Regions from separate parts of the Homo sapiens genome. Here region 2 is linked to region 1. A link is a loop called in an ENCODE intact Hi-C map of the cell type or tissue named here. Cell type or tissue: endothelial cell of umbilical vein. All regions are shown on one strand.

What was found. Peaks named below come from ENCODE experiments on the same cell type or tissue, not always from the same donor. Only the 100,000 strongest peaks of a DNase experiment are listed, where the experiment ranks them.
Region 2: it touches region 1 in a loop (3-fold over the local background); 3 of 110 quality-filtered maps call a loop at or near these places.

What each region holds. Positions count from the first base shown.
Region 1 is chr5:106,115,462-106,123,461 of GRCh38, forward strand. No RefSeq gene overlaps it. Among named protein-coding and RNA genes, the nearest start is that of LINC01950, 890 kb to the right of the region's middle. In endothelial cell of umbilical vein, a CTCF peak has its summit at 6,746 (motif pointing left); a DNase peak (open chromatin) is centred at 3,570.
Region 2 is chr5:106,871,636-106,879,635 of GRCh38, forward strand. All of the region lies in intron 2 of LINC01950 (long intergenic non-protein coding RNA 1950), which reads right to left. Among named protein-coding and RNA genes, the nearest start is that of LINC01950, 140 kb to the right of the region's middle. In endothelial cell of umbilical vein, a CTCF peak has its summit at 4,357 (motif pointing left); no DNase peak of the experiment used is centred here.

The DNA.
Region 1 (8,000 bases):
AATGGACTAATACAGTCTCCCCTCAGCCTTTCAAATGGGAAGCAAAAAGCAAGCCTTCTGCTACTGAATTTCTCCTCAACATATCTAGGGTTAGTATTTCCATGGTCCTCCTGCCTGAGGTGATCCTGTATCATTCCTGACTCCACCATTTATTCTCATCAAATCTATTATCTATTAATCTAGACTTCAGCAATATAAAGCTTGTCTGAATATTCCAAACAGAGCCCTTAAAAATTCAACAAATCTCTGTCTATATTTTCAGCTCTTTCAAGTCAAAAGTATTTGACTTCAAATCAAAGTATCTATTATGAGGCTGGGTGTGGTGGCTTACACCTGCAATCCTATCACTTTGGGAAGCCAAAGCGGGAAGATCACTTGAGGTCAAGAGTTTGAGACCAGCCTGGCCCACATGGTTAAACCCTGTCTCTACTAAAAATACAAAAATTAGCCAGGTGTGTTGGCAGGTGCTTGTAATCCCAGCTACTCAGGAGGCTGAAGCAAGAGAGTCGCTTGATTCCTAGAGGCAGAGGTTTCAGTGAGTTGAGATTATACCACTGCACTCCAGCCTGGGTGACAGAGTGAGACTCTGTCACAAAACAAAAACAAAAACAAAAAACAAACAACACTAACAAAAAAAAACCCACCTACTATGAGCTAATATATTTTTTCAAAATTTAAGTTTTTTGTTTTTTTTTTTTCCTCAAGGTTCTATTCACTCCTTCCCCAAGGAGGAGAAATATCATTTGTTAGGTGGCAAGAAATATTTGAAGAAATAAAAATATCTTAATTAAAAATATCTTTGAATCTTTGAATATTACCCTATGACAAATTTTACTGTAATCTTGCAGTAGTAACCAAAAAGACTGCAAGATATAAACTAAACTTTTTGATAACAAGAGAGACAAAACTGTTGAAAAAAGAGAAAAATTAATGGGAATTTTAGAAAAGTGAAACACTATGTGACTCTCTTCAAATACGAGCATCCAATGTAAATAATCAACATGATGCAATACATTTGAAAAAACACAATTTAACAAATGAAGATCAAAACTATTAGCACTTAGATACTGTTCTTATACATCTGACTTCTATTTTATCTGAAACAAATATACCTTTCACATTCAAAAACAAAAACAAAAAAACAGTCTCTTCTAATTTTAGCTTTTCCAATAACCATCTTAAAGTCACCAAGAAAGGCTTTATGTGAATCTGATTTAACTTTCTGAAACATTTATTTCCTTATGGACAGATGCAGGGTCCCCTTACCCTCTTTAAACAAAAAACTTCAGAGAAAATAAATTTAACAGAGTTTATTTGAGTAAAGAGTGAGTCACAAATCACGCAGCACTCAGAACCAGAAAAGGTTCAGAAAGCTCCTCTCTGCAATATGGGCAGTGAGCATTTATACCAGAATATGGAAGTAAGTACAGAAATAGCTGAAATGGTTATATGGAGGCATTTGCCTTATTTAGACATGACTTGATCCGTTAGCTGCTAAGCTTTTGTGATTGGCTAAGATCCAGCTCTTTATTACAAAAATATATTCTCCCGTATTAGGTTTCAGTTTGTTTGCATACTAAAAGGTTGCAGTTCAATACATAGGAATGAAAGGTATTAAGATAGTCTTATGCCAAATACAATTTTAAAATTTCCACCTTTTGGTCAGTTTCTCAATCTTGAGAGATGGACTGAAACTTTGGGTAGTGAATTCACTCTGTCACCATTATAAAGCACTTGTTTTGTCTCAGCATGGAACTCCCAGTCAGAACCTCAGTTCAGTTGAACGATTGTTCACATTCTTGCTGTTCTAGTCAAAGTGAGACCACTTAATGCATGATGTATACCTGCATACAAACATTTAAGACTCTTACTAATTTCTGTTGTTGATTTTCTTATTATAGGAATTTTCAAAGGGAAGCTACTCAAAAGGTGTGAATGAGCCCGTCCAAATATCTGAGTCAGTAGGAAGGCAGAAGAGAGTAAGCAAATTGTCTGCAGACCCTATGCAGGCCCTCAGGGGCTGAAAAGGAAGGCCACCTTGTGTTATTTGAATACGAGTCAGCTAAATTTGTTCGCTCATAGGTCAGCAGAGTTTCTGAACAAGATTCAGTAGAAAATTAACTTTTTTTGTCATCTTTTTGTAACATGCTGTAAGGGTATGCAGCCACAATTAGTGGAAAAGGATTTAATCCAACAGAATTATACAAGCAATTACATACCAGATAGATAGTCCCCAGGTCTTGAGCACATGATGCCTGGAAGCACAACATACCATTTGCAGGCATCTCTCAGATAGGTTTTCTGTATTTGGTGGTGGTTATGTTATTAATAGCAAAGCAAGTGGCAGTGATGTCTAGAACATCAAAGATAGATTCCCACTGTTCTTTTGGTGCTTCAAGGTGATTGTCATTGGGAACGTGGACAGGCCTTGGTAATAGTGGAATTGTTTCCTGTTTTTGTTGTTTTTGTTTTTGTGTTTTTTGGCATTAGCCTACAAACTCAATAGTTGCTCTGGTGTTTTGCTACAGCATGAGCCTTTGCTAAAGCCATCAACTTATTATGGTCCCATTGGTTTTTCTGTGGGGAAAGGGGAAAAAAAGGACAATAACATATAAGAAAAAAGAAAAAAATGGCTGGGTGCAGTGGCTCCTGCCTGTAATCTCAGCACTTTGGGAGGCAGAGGTGGGCAGATCATTTGAAGTGAAGAGTTCAAGACCAGCCTGGCCAACATGGTGAAACCCCATCTCTACCAAATAATACAAAAAAAAAAAAAATTAGCTAGGCATGATGGTGCATACCTGTAATCCTGGCTATTTGGGAGGCTGAGGCAGGAGAATTGCTTGAACTTGGGAGGTGGAGGTTGCAATGAGCCGAGATCCCACCACTGCACTCCAGCCTGGGCCAGCCTGGGTGACAGAGTGAGACTGCATCTCAAAAAAAAAAAAAAAAAAAAAAAAAAAAAAAAAATATATATATATATATATATATATATACATATATAAGGTTTTCTTGACGGCAAAGAAGCTAAATCTTGATCTGTCATCTTTGAAAACTTGTCCACATCTAGGATGTCCTTTGATTCTGGGGAGAAACTTTCCTGGTCAGTTTTACCTTAAGATCTTCAACAATTTTACAGCTCCAAAAGTCTGAAAGGGAATACTTGAGTTGTGAGATAGACCTAAGATTCAAGGCCTTAATATTTTACTGCAGTATGGTTGGTAAGAACTTGGCATGGTCCCTTCCAACAAGGTTCAAGGGTAGTCTTTCCCTGATGTCATTTCCAGAAGACCTAATCACTGGGCTCTAGATTAGGAAGTTTGGTTGTCCTCAGTTGATGGATTAAAAAAGCTTCTTTTATCTGGAGAAAACACACCCTGGCATAAAGCATTAAAGCCCTGCAATAGTTTGGCAAGTGACTGTCAGAGCTTTTCTATAATACACAGCAAAGCTTCTATCCAACCAGAGAATATACAAACTATTATAAAAACATATTGATATCCCACTGATAGTGGCAATTAAATGAAATCTGTCTATCCAAATGGTCCACCAGGTGTCAGAAATGTCCCACCTAAAGTTGAAATTTTTTTACCATGTTTATGGGCTTGAAAAACTAAACATTGGTTACAAACCATTTTTGCAATTTTAGAAGAGTTTCCCTTCCAATGTTTTGAACAACAATATATCATTTGATCTACTTTATGATGAAATATGGAGTACAGAGTTTTCATAATGGAAGCATTAAGAACTCAGGAAGAACCAAGCAACTGTCTTAGTTGAGTTCACACTTAACATTGAACTTATATCCTTTTAGATACCAATTTTGTTTTTCAAAATCAGATGCCTAGGACTGTTTATTAAATAGATTATCATAGGTGACTTGACTTGGATCAATCTTCTGGAGTTTATTTCAGTTGCATATTCTAATAGTTTTAGTACTAAATAACTTAGCATAAAAACATACCAAGACATTTTCTTGGTATTAAATTAATGGTTGTTCTGATTGATATTGGGTTAACAGTTTTATGATCCAAACAGTCTCCTAATTAGAGCTCTAGAAATTCTTACCCAGTCCAATGGTATAATCTTAAAGTTATGAGAAACCCGTACTTTTTAGAGTCATTTACATGAATCTTCTTAAAGACAAAACACTTTCATATTATAGTTGCTAACAAAAGCTTCCAGTTAAGTACCAGAGTAAAATAATTAACTGACTTTGGATTACAATACTTAAATAGTTATGGTTAAATATCTTACTAAGGCTTATGATAATAATAATAATGTAATTGACAAGGAAAATTGGCTATATCTGTGGCATATAACATTTTATAATAACTAGAATTATGACTGATAATATTATACCAGGATTATCAGACTTCCTGAAATTTAATATAATTTCTGGAATACACACCAGTAGCATATTCATACCAACATAACAAAGAAGGCAAACATTCTTTTTTTTTTTTTTAACCCCTTACTGGTCTCCTTTTCTAGAATTTAGAAGGTGTTTGTGCACATTAATATGTGACTTTCACATGTAGCTTTTCTAATCCTGATTTACAGATAGTTGACAGTACATCCAGATGTGGCCCCTAAACAATTTTTGCTGCCCAACAGCAGTGACACCATAGGGCCAACACCCAACCTCTAATCTATGACTGGATGTGAAGCCCATATCAGGACCATGTCTCCCCACAAGTTCATGTCACTGACTCACTATGGGATGGAATCTAAGTGAAGATGAGAGGGACTGAGGGAAGGCATGGTGAGTGCAAGCAAACATGTCGGGCAGAGTGAGGAGAACATTAGCAACTCAAATGCCTGCCATTTCAGAAAAGAAGGAACACATAAATTGAGAATACCACTTTACCTAGTAAAAGCCAATCCTGACATTTTTTTCTTCCCTCTTTTGGACTTCTTCTTTGGGTAACATGAGGTTTTAGAAGTCCATCCTGAATGTCAAAAGTATGTCATTTAATGCTTAGAATAAACACAGTCCCTTCCTGCACCACGACCACACTCACGAGGAAGACCTCACCATATGGAAAGATGGTCCTCTGCTGCCCACTGTACCAGGGGAGATGAAGGGACAATAAACTTTTACAAGAAACCAACAAACACGTGTCTGACCTCTTTTTTCAGAACCCCTTATGTCCTGGTTAAACCCAGTTCTATGCCACAGCAGTGGGGAACTTGGCTGGACTGAGCTCCCCTTCAAGGCACAGACTAGGCCCTGACCAAACTTGATGCAGAGAATAACTCCCCTCCTGCCTCCAGGTTCACAGGCTGATCTCAGAAATGGAGGTCAATGAGCCATGATGTTCAATGCTGGATACAGATTAAAATCAACTTTAAATATTAAAGATGAGCCCCAACCTGACTAATTGAATAGTGTAGTGTTACAGCACAAAAGGATATATGTGCAGAATGCCTCATAACGCTAATGTGAAGCCAGGGTTGAGCACCACTCATAGGGGCAAGCTCAGCACACCTCCCGCCTTCTGGCTCTGCTCTCTTCTTGGGGTCTCATTGTCACCAATATCCAGACAGTGGGTGGTCAAGGAGAAGAAACATGCCAAACAGTCAATATGGACCAGGTGTGGGGGTGAGGATGTGGCTGAAATGGTGAGTGGGGAAGCTTCCTATGCGTCTTCCCTGCTGTGGTTCTCCCTTTGCTCTCCTCGTCACCAGTTGCTCTTGCTTTCTCTCCAACACCACCTTGTTCTGTCTGCCATGGCTCCAAAGCTTTCAGTCTCTCCCCTCACTCTCTTTCTGAGGTGCCTCCCCCTTAACTGTCCCCCTCTGTATTTTTCTCTCTTTTACCTCTTTGGAGATACAGTTTTTCTCTAAATTGCTCTTTTTCTTTTCTGCTCCTGCCACTTTTTTTTTTCTCTCTTCCTGTCTTCTTGCAAATTTCTCACCCATCTTCTAATTTGCCATCTGTTCATGATTCTTCCTTATTTTCTTTCTTCCTTCTCAGGTTGTCTATGATTCTTAGTTACTCTGTGTCTCTCTCCTTACATTAGTTCATTTATTGTGTTACCGTAAAGGAATACCTGAGACTGGATGACTTATAATGAAAAGAGGTTTAATTGGCTCACTGTTCTGCAGGCTGTACAAGCATAGCACCAACATTTGCCCAGCTTCTGGTGAGGCCTCAGAGAGCTTATAATCATAGCAGGAGGTGAAGGGGGAGCAGACATGTCACATGCAAGAGAGGGAGCAAGGAGGGAAAGTGTCACACTCTTTTGAACAACCAGATCTCTCATGAGCCAGAACTCACTCATCACCAAGGGTATGGTACTAAGCCATTCATGAGGGATCTGCTCCCATGATCCAAACCCATCCCACCAGGCCCCGCCTCCAACAATGGGGGTTACATTTCAACATGAGATTTGGAGGGGACATACATTGAAACCATATTACACCTGATCCCCTTTACACACATTCAAAAGGAGAAAGATGAAATAAAATGCCTGCATTCCAGAAAAGCACATTTCCAGCTGGTTGGAATTTGGGGCATAAGAGCATCAGATGGCACAGAACAGGCCCAGGTCACCTTTCTCAGCATGGAGGGGTGATTGCAAAGGGAAGGCTTGGGGGCAGAAGGACCTGGCCTGAGAAGGAGAAGGATATGAAGTGAGGGCCAGAGAAGTGGTGTCTCAGGTCAGGGGTGGAGTCTGCAGAATCCCAGGACCAAGAAGAGAACACCAGCACTCCTGGATTGGGGCTGCGGCACTGCCCTCTAGTGGCCGGCAAGGGGAAGTGTGCGTGGCGCAAGGGACGTTACCCCACCTCTCTGGTGAAGTTTTTTGTTTTGTTTTGTTTTTAATAATTTCAACTATTATTTTAGATTTAGGCAGGACATGTGCAAGTTTGCTCCATGGGTATACTGTATGTATACTATATGACACTGAGGTTAGGGTTACACATGATCCCATTACCAAGGTAGTGAGCATAGTACGCAACTGGAAATTTCTCAGTCCTTGCTGGCTCTGTGTCTTCCTGCTCTAGTAGCCTCCAGTGATTTTGCTCACATCATTATGTCCATGTGTACCCAACGTTTAGCTCCCACTTATAAGTGAGAACATGCAGTATGTGGTTTTCTGTTCCTGCATTAATTTCCTTGGGATAATAGCCTCCAGCTGCATCCATGCTGCAGCAAAGGACAGGATTTCATTCTTTTTCATGATTGTGTGATATTCCATGGTGTATATGTACCACATTTTCTTTATCCAATCCACCACTGATGGGGGCACCTAGGTTGATTCCATGTCTTTGCCTTTATGAATAGTTCTATAATGAACACATGAATGCATGTGTCCCTTTGGTAGAACAATTTATATTCCTTTGGATATATACTCAGTAATGAAATTGCTGGGTTGAATGGTAGTTCTTGTTTAAGGTCTTTGAGAAAATGGACTGCTTTACACAGTGACTGAACTAATTTACATTCCCACCAACCCTTTTCTCTGCATCTTCATCTTGGTGAAGACTTTAAACAGAAGGGTCAGGGGGAGAGTTTAGTAAAGGATCTTAAGTAGAAAAATAATGCAAAAGGAAGTGTCCATATGGCCTGAACACAAAAACTTAGAGGAAGAGATCAGCCTCAGAGCAATTTTAACTTGAAGCAAAACAACCTCCCGGCTCTCATGGCAACATCTAAGTTTAGTTGTGGTGGAGAGGCAGTGCATGCAGGGCCTTTAGGGTCAGTAGTGATCCTGAGATCCTGGGGGTAGAGAGCAGAGAATTGTGAAAAGCTGATTACAACTACATAGAGGAAAATCAGGCTCTTGAGTGTCATCCTTGCTCCATGTTATCTGCTTCCCTAAACATCATTTCTTATTTGACAAATCTCCTCATGCAAATTTAACAATATCGAATTAGTTTAATTAGTTTAACATCTCTCTTTTAGTAAGGAGGAGAGAGAATAAATTTTTGAAAGCTATTGTTGGGAACCTCTGGAAGATTGTAAAGTTAGTCCAAGTCAAAAAGACATAATT
Region 2 (8,000 bases), 760 kb after region 1:
ATTATATTCTATTAACAGGCTTCTTCTGATGTACAATTTCAACATCTTGATTTTAAAAATTATTTTTTAGTGGAAGCAGAAAGCTTAAAATTGGAGTTTCCTACTTTTGAATCTAAGTCTGTGAAGCTCTGAAACTTGTTTTCATCACGCTATCTAGATTACTAGTTAATTATTAAGAAATATAGAAAACCATAGCATTTGATTCAATAATCCCACTTCTTGAAATGAACCATCACTTGTAAAAAATAATTAGAAAATACCGTATATCAATACCAAATAATAGAATGCTGGCTTAATAATTTGTGAAATGGCTGTATAATAGAAAATTTAACATGGAAAGATAGATGTAATACAATCATAATTTTTAAAAGCTTGATCCAAAGTGTACTTCTCTATGATATAATTTAATTGACTTTTATGTCCTATTTATAATGCACCTTTTATTATGCCTGGCATTTTATATATATATATATATATATATATATAATATGTTGACATTGGACTATGGTTGATTTTGCTTGATAGTGTTTGCTATTTTTCAAATTTTATTCAATGATTATATTTTACTTTAATACTTGAGGAAATATGTAATACACATAAAAGTGAGATATGTTAAAACATGCATTTAAACACTCAGAGGATGTAAATTAGGCTGACTAAACTTCTAAAATCCAGCAGATGTTAATACCCAAATGGTATTTCCAGTAATTTAGCTGTAGAAGCCTACTTTTGAAGTTGAATATGAAGTAAAATAACAAAATAATCAATAATTTAACTCACGTTCACCAAACTCCCCAAGGAATTTCAGAAATTATGTGGGTCAGAGTATAACTTGAACTCTTAAAGAAAGCCAAACTAAAAAATAACAGGAACCCAGTAACTCCATCATTATTCTCCCTCTTAAAGGTAGCAAATGATGTGTCAAAATAAAGCAGTGTATCTCTAATTTCGTTTTACAGAAATAAGCCTTGATTAAATTCAAATCTTTGTAGCCTAAGCTGCAAGTTAACCATCTTAGATCACTATTTTTGCACAATTTTCAAAAAATGGAAGATAGTCTTCTATCCAATATAGAAGACTTCTATCCAAGAAGACCAAGACAGTCTTCTCGAGACATTTTCCCAAGTATTCAGGACACAGCTAACATAGATTCCTGATTCCACCCCCACCCAGAAACTAAACCCCTGTCTCTGGGTTGCCCCTGTCTTGGCAACAACACTTCCAAGAAAGCCTGTTTCTCTATTTACCTAAAATGTAGAGGGATCTGTTTTAAATGTACTCAATGACTTCACATTCAACTGTGAATAAAAAGAAAGCAAAGCTAAGCAAAATAGGGAAGTTTTGTCCTCCGGTGACTGGAGCTCTCCAGGGAGCTCTAGGTTTTCTTCAGGGGCAAAGAAAGTACAAAAAGAAAAAAATTGTTCAAAACTGAGCTGTGTCCATGGCAGGTAGGAGGAAAGAAACAGGTCAGAAGCAGCAGATGGTTTCTGTTTTCTTTTGGCACTTTGTTCTACTTCTAAACATTTTAAATAGAGCCAAATATCTGATTCTTATCTTGTTCTTTAAAATATATACTTTTAAAGCTATATTTAAGCGTTAATTTTTTATTGATCTGTGATAGCCTCCTACAACATTGACCGTATCACATTTGTATTTCCTGGTTGCTTTTATTTATATTTGTCTCTCTCTAAATTTGCATGTGTATGAATCTATCCACCTGTCTTCTACTTATCTTTCATAGTTGTAACTTTTTGTTTATCAGTGTGTATTACTGTGTTCTACTTTGTCTTTTTGACTCAGTAGTTGAGAGAGATTTTTTGTTTGCTTGTTTTTAATATTGTGTCATTTGTAGGCATGATGTCAGGTTCTAACTGAGGTTCGAGAAGAGTTGGTGGGTGATTATGGGGTTGCTGGAAAAACACTCGAGGAATCGTAGACAGTTTCGATATGGCTTTTACTCTCTCTCTCTGGGCATAAGCGAGCCTGGGAGCAGGCAAGCGGTGGGTGTGAGCAAGCTGTATGTACAGCGTTAGCAGGATAATTATACCTTTTACAGACAATAGTGGCTCTGAGCCAAGCACGAGCTCACGTGGGTGATCACCTAATGCCCCTCACATGGCGTGATTACATAATGTACCTCACGTGGCGTGGTTATGTAACTTGCGGAGTTGTGCACCTGTGCTCCAAACCCACTGAGTCATGCTGTGCCAGAAGGCCAGCTCGGCCTACTCCTGACTAACACACAGCCATTTCCTTTTCACTCCACCCCCTAGGCCAAGGGAATCCTCTGGGCAGGAACACGTGCCCACAGGGCAGAGCCCTGAATTCATAACCCACAACAACAATACAGAGAGCAACAGCTCACTACTAGGATCCCAGCTATGCTACTTATGATTATTAGGGCCCAGTGTAGGCCAGAGCCTAGAGATGCCCACCATCTCTGCAGGTGGTTGTCAGTAAGGCTCTAGACTGCCTTAATCTCCCATAGGAGCCCTCGCAGGGCTGTTGTGTTCTGCTGATTGTCAGGGATAAAGGTACAACATTGTGTTCCTAAAAGGGCACAGGTACTTCCTTGTGCAGCAGTTACTATGTCTAAGGCCATTTCGTTTTGCAGTACCTCCTTTCTCATCTGATCAACCTCACCCATTAATAGGTGGAGGGCCACTCAGGTATAATTCAGAGCCTAAGCGGTGTGCTCTACAAGAGAAGTAACCTGTGCTCCTACAGTTATGACACCAGCTCCAGGGATAGTCACTGCCAAGGGGTAGAAACACCATAGGGCTCCTTGCATTCACAGAAACCAAGAGTGTGGCATCTCTCAGTTATGTAGGTGTCTGGGCAATGTGGGAAGAACAGTGACAAGTACATAAGGCCACCCCCAAGTACAATGTCCAGTCCAGTCCGCTGGTAGGTAAGGCTACCCTGTGTCCCCACAGACCCATAAACCCCCAGAGGGCACCAAATCCATCGAGGCCCAACCTCGGTGGGGCTGCTTGTTCCACCATACCTTCAGTGTGATGACACGTGTTTTGTTTACACAGGCCGTGGTAGGTACCTATCCCACAGGGGTGTTACCGTAGTGCTCCTCTATGCACCACAGTGCCTGGGCCGGGGGTACTACCTGTTCCCCCACTAGCCATCCCCACCCATCATAGATGCTACAAGCCAGTCAGGGGGCAGGTGCACCATGGGTCTTGCAGAATCCTTTGTCCAAAGCTTGCCACATTGTATTCCAGGAGTTGGCCATGGGTTAACATAAGATCATTAACAAGACCATGAAGTATGATGGGGCTATGCATATGGCCCTGCAGCAACACTGTGAAAGTCCATTTGTGCCCTCCCATGAAGGCAAACTGTTCCTGGCTCTCCAGAAAATAATGCATTAGCCAAGTCCACCACACACTGGTACTGGCCCAGTTCTGTCAAGCGGTCCATCAAGTCCATGATAAACGGCACAGCTGCCAAGCCGTCCAAAATATCCACCCCCAGGATGTATTCAGGTATGGGAGAGACATGCACAGTGCATAAGTGGGGAGCCAAACGGCCAATGCCTAGGTGCGAGATACAGGTTTCACTTTCACTGACTGGCCTTCAGAGCTGTCTATGCAACCTTGCCCAGAAACTTATCCGGGTTCCCGTAAACAAGGCTGCAATCTTTGCCAATATCCACCTGCACCAGCACCCGCCGCTGTACATTGGTGGGGGACCAGTGGATTGCTAATTCCACATGTGGCCTTTGGTTGTCTGGTGTTCTCTCAAGCCAGGCACCTCGACCAGTTCCCTAATCAAACAGAAAAAACATTTCCATCTGGCTACAAGTAGTCTTTGAGCTGAAGCACCTGGGCGGGACTAGCTCGCGCAGCAATGTCTTTCTCCCCACTGGGCATTTTCTGGAATTGCTGCTCCAGAGACAACTGTCTCCACAAAGTCAGAGTACTTCATTGGGCTGCTGATCAATTTTCTCTCAGTCAGCCCCAGCCAAAATCAAATCTATCTACATCTGTGAGCATGTCACTCACTGGGGCTCCGTTTTCTCCTCTGGGGGGAGTCTCCTGTGGGTGGGGCAGCTTCTCCTTCTTTAGGGCGCGGTCCCAGTGATGGTCTGCTGCTTCCCCGAGAGCCGCCATAGCAGTGGTCACTTCATGTATGCAGCACCCTACGTACAGGGCGAGGACAGCAGCTAGGGAGCTGAAAGCACTTGGGGACGCAGAACCCAACAGGAGATCCGTCATGTGGAAGGTGAAACGTTCATCATCTGGCCCCCAGATATTCAGGTCAAACATAGCCTGCCGCATGCCCATCTCCCGAATGACTTGCACCAAATCTGTATACGACTGCCATCTACTGACAGTTTCTGGTATTTCACCAGCGTCATTCCACACAGTCCACGTGGCTGTCCAGGCGGACAGAGGTTCCCCTGGATGCTGGCGGCACTGTTTGCCTAATTCCTACAACTCAGTTGGGGTATGGGCAATATATAAAGTGTGTTGCGTTATGGTGGGGGAGTCCCTGAGCCTGCCCTTGGGGCCCAACGGCTGTTCATGATCTACTTTCTGATGGACCACTGGGCCAGCCCACAACGGGGGTTCATCCTCCTCAGTCTCAGACTGAGTGGGGGGTCTCAGGCCAAGATGGCGGACCCAGGCCTGCATTCACTGCAGCCTCTAATTCCTTTTCCAAGTTCTGTAGCCAGGTCTCCAGGCGTCCCGCCTGTGCCTGAAGGTCCCTTACCTGGGCTGCATCCCTCAGGGACTGAGTGTATACCTCTCATAGTGCATTCAAAAACACCCATCCAACTCTGCCGACAAAGGCTCGCTCCTTCTCAGTGCTCTGTGCTTCCAGCTGCACCAGCGCCTTCATGCTTGCCGGGGACCCATTTACCACCACCCAGGTTTCCACCATAGCCCATCCAAGCAGCACAGCTTGAGATCCTGTTCATGTTGCCAACTGTCAGGTTCTAACTGAGGTCTGAGGGGAGTTGGTGGGCCAGTGGTGGGTAGCTGGAAAAACACTTGAGGAATCGTAGACAGTTTCAACATGGCTTTTACTCTCTGGGCACAAATGAGCCTGGATGCAGGCAAGCCATGGGCACAAGCATGCTGTATGTACAGCATTAGCAGCATAATTATACCTTTTACCGACAGTAGTGGCTCTGGGCCAAGCACAAGCTCATGTTGGTGATTACCTAATGCTCCTCACGTGGTGTGGTTAGGTAATGTGCCTCACATGGCGTGGTTACATAACGTGGGGAGTTGTGGTGCCTGCGCTCCAAACCCGCTGAGTTATGCTGCTGGAAGGCCACCTCAGCCTACTCCTGACTAAAGCACAGACATTTCCCTTACACATGACCATTGCATTTTTAAAATATAAAGGTCCCTTCTAACAATTTTTTTTTTTAGGACAACTATGGACATTCTGAAGCTTTGTCAAATTAGCATGTAGATTTTCTTTTTTCTTTTTTTTTTTTTTTTTTTTTTTGAGACAGAATCTTGCTCTGTGGCCCAAGCTGGAGTGCAGCAGCACGATCTCTGCTCACTGCAACCTCTGCCTCCTGAGTTCAAGCAATTATCGTGCCTCAGTCAGCTGAGTGGCTGGGATTACAGGCACGTGCCGCCATGCCTGGCTAATTTTTGTATTTTTAGTAGAGATGTGGTTTCACCATGTTGGCCAGCCTGCTCTTGAACTCCTGGCCTCAAGCAATCCTCCTGCCTTGGCCTCCCAAAGTGCTGGGATTACAGACATGAGCCTCCACACCAAGGCCCTTCTAACAATAAAAAACATTATAAGTATTATAATTTCTGGCTGTATTATTCAATTTTATGTAAGGTTATCTTCTCTCTAATTATATGTATTTTATATCAGACACTGAGCTTTAATTCCTTTAAAATATATTTATTTGGTTCTCAAGAGAATCTGTACAGTTTGAAGTACTTAACAATACCAAGTGGCTTGTTTCATATTGGATGTTATAAAATTAACAAAAAGACTTATTCAAAAATATTGATCATATCTCCCTAATGAGAGCAATGTACGTTTTTATCATAAAGGCTTACATACACGAATTACGATTACTATACCATGAGTCCTAAAATACATTTCTATGTTCTCTTGGCTAACAAAGCTTTGTTTGCATCAGTTTTTTTTAATCAATCCAGTTCTCTGTTTAGCATTCTAAAATATTGTTGCCTTACACCAAGATTTTTGTTTCTTATTTCAGGTTGTTAATTTCTATGACCCTAAAGTTCTCTGTTTTGACATATTAATTTGGTCAAAACCAGGGTGTTAAGCATGGAGTTTTACCAAATGGTCCCTTTACTATGCTTGATAAAAACCTTAGCTTCTTGTATTACTTGAATATAAGTGACTATACACAACTGCAAATTTCTAACTTTCAAATCGGGCTGTTCAACATCTTGTGTCTGATTCTTTGCTTTTCCTCTGCCAAGTTCAGCATTCCATAAGCTATGATGAAAGAAGACTAATTTGAAAGTTTTCTCTTTAGGGAAAATGTATTTCCTTCTCAAAGTCAGAGCTTGAAATGGATACTACCATTGGACGTTATCATAAATGGATACTCCATTAGATTATAATGTAACATTTTCTGTATATAATTCAAGCTTTCTCATATGGCTACGACATTTTTTAGAATGCACCTTTAATTTACCCATATATATGCAATAATGTGTGAGTTAAAGATACAACAGAATGTGTGTGTGTGTGTACATATGTGTCTGTGTGGGTGTGACCTATATTTAAATGTTTATATAACCAGTTAATCAAATACTTACTGATTAATCTTTAGTATTCAACATGATAATAACAAATACTTTAATACTTTTTTTTGTATCTTGACATTAAGATTACTAGATATTATTTAATAAGGTAATACACACAACTCTACTCAAGTAGAAAACATTTTTCCAATATATGAAATGCAACACATAGTTCTCAAAACTATCCAGGATACCTGCAGAGGTTCTCTGTTTCCTTTATGTGTCCATTACAGGTCTGAAATAAACTACATATTTTCAACCTTTTTTCATGACAAGTTGAAAGATATATTTATTAGAAAAAGCCTAAATGCTGCTTCCAATTTTTTAAATCTAAATTTTGTATCCATAAGACCTCTTTTACCTAAGCAAAATTTGTTTTGATACAGAAACCTGAATCAGTCGTTCATGTGTCTGTCATAACATATGTAGTTGGGATTTCATGTTGCTTTTTTATTTTTAGGTTAACAAGTAAAAAGCCAACTAACCTTTTTCTTCCAATTCAAGCCTTCAAAAATGTTATAAACATTTTTAAAACAGATATATGTGATTATAGATAATATATCTTGACTCAAATAAACCCTCTTATCAGGAGCTAGCCAAAGCATATTTCTAGTGAGTGGCTTTCTTGTGTCATTTTGTCAGTGATTATCAGCAAAGATTTAAGTAATAACTAGCAAATATCCTACCTGCATTTGGATGTGAGGTAGAAGGCCACTGCGGACTTTTCGTCATCTCTTTTAGTGACAATCTTCCCTATTAAAGTTATTTAGCCAAGGAAAATATCTGACAAACTTGTTTACTACTTAAATATGCTAACCAGTAATAATAAGGTATGTGAAACATCTGTGCTAAATGTGAGTTTCACAAAGATAGGTTTTCAGCTTTAGAAAAGTGTAGATATGTCCTCATTTCAAATGCACACATGCAAATTATTATTCTTGTCTGAAACTGGCATACCCTAGGATTCCTATTTGATTGCTTTAGGAGACTTGTTTGGGCCTACACATATATTGATTTAGAGAAAATGTAAACCACATTAATCTGGGTACCAGGAGATTAGAATTCTTGACTCAGACCTGTTATTGACTTATTTTTTAGGCATTTATTAATCCTTATCATGGCTCAGTTTTCCTATCTGGAAGTAGGGTTAGGAAATACATATATAATATTATATAACATTTATTTATATATAATATATATAAATATATTATTTATTATATATAAATT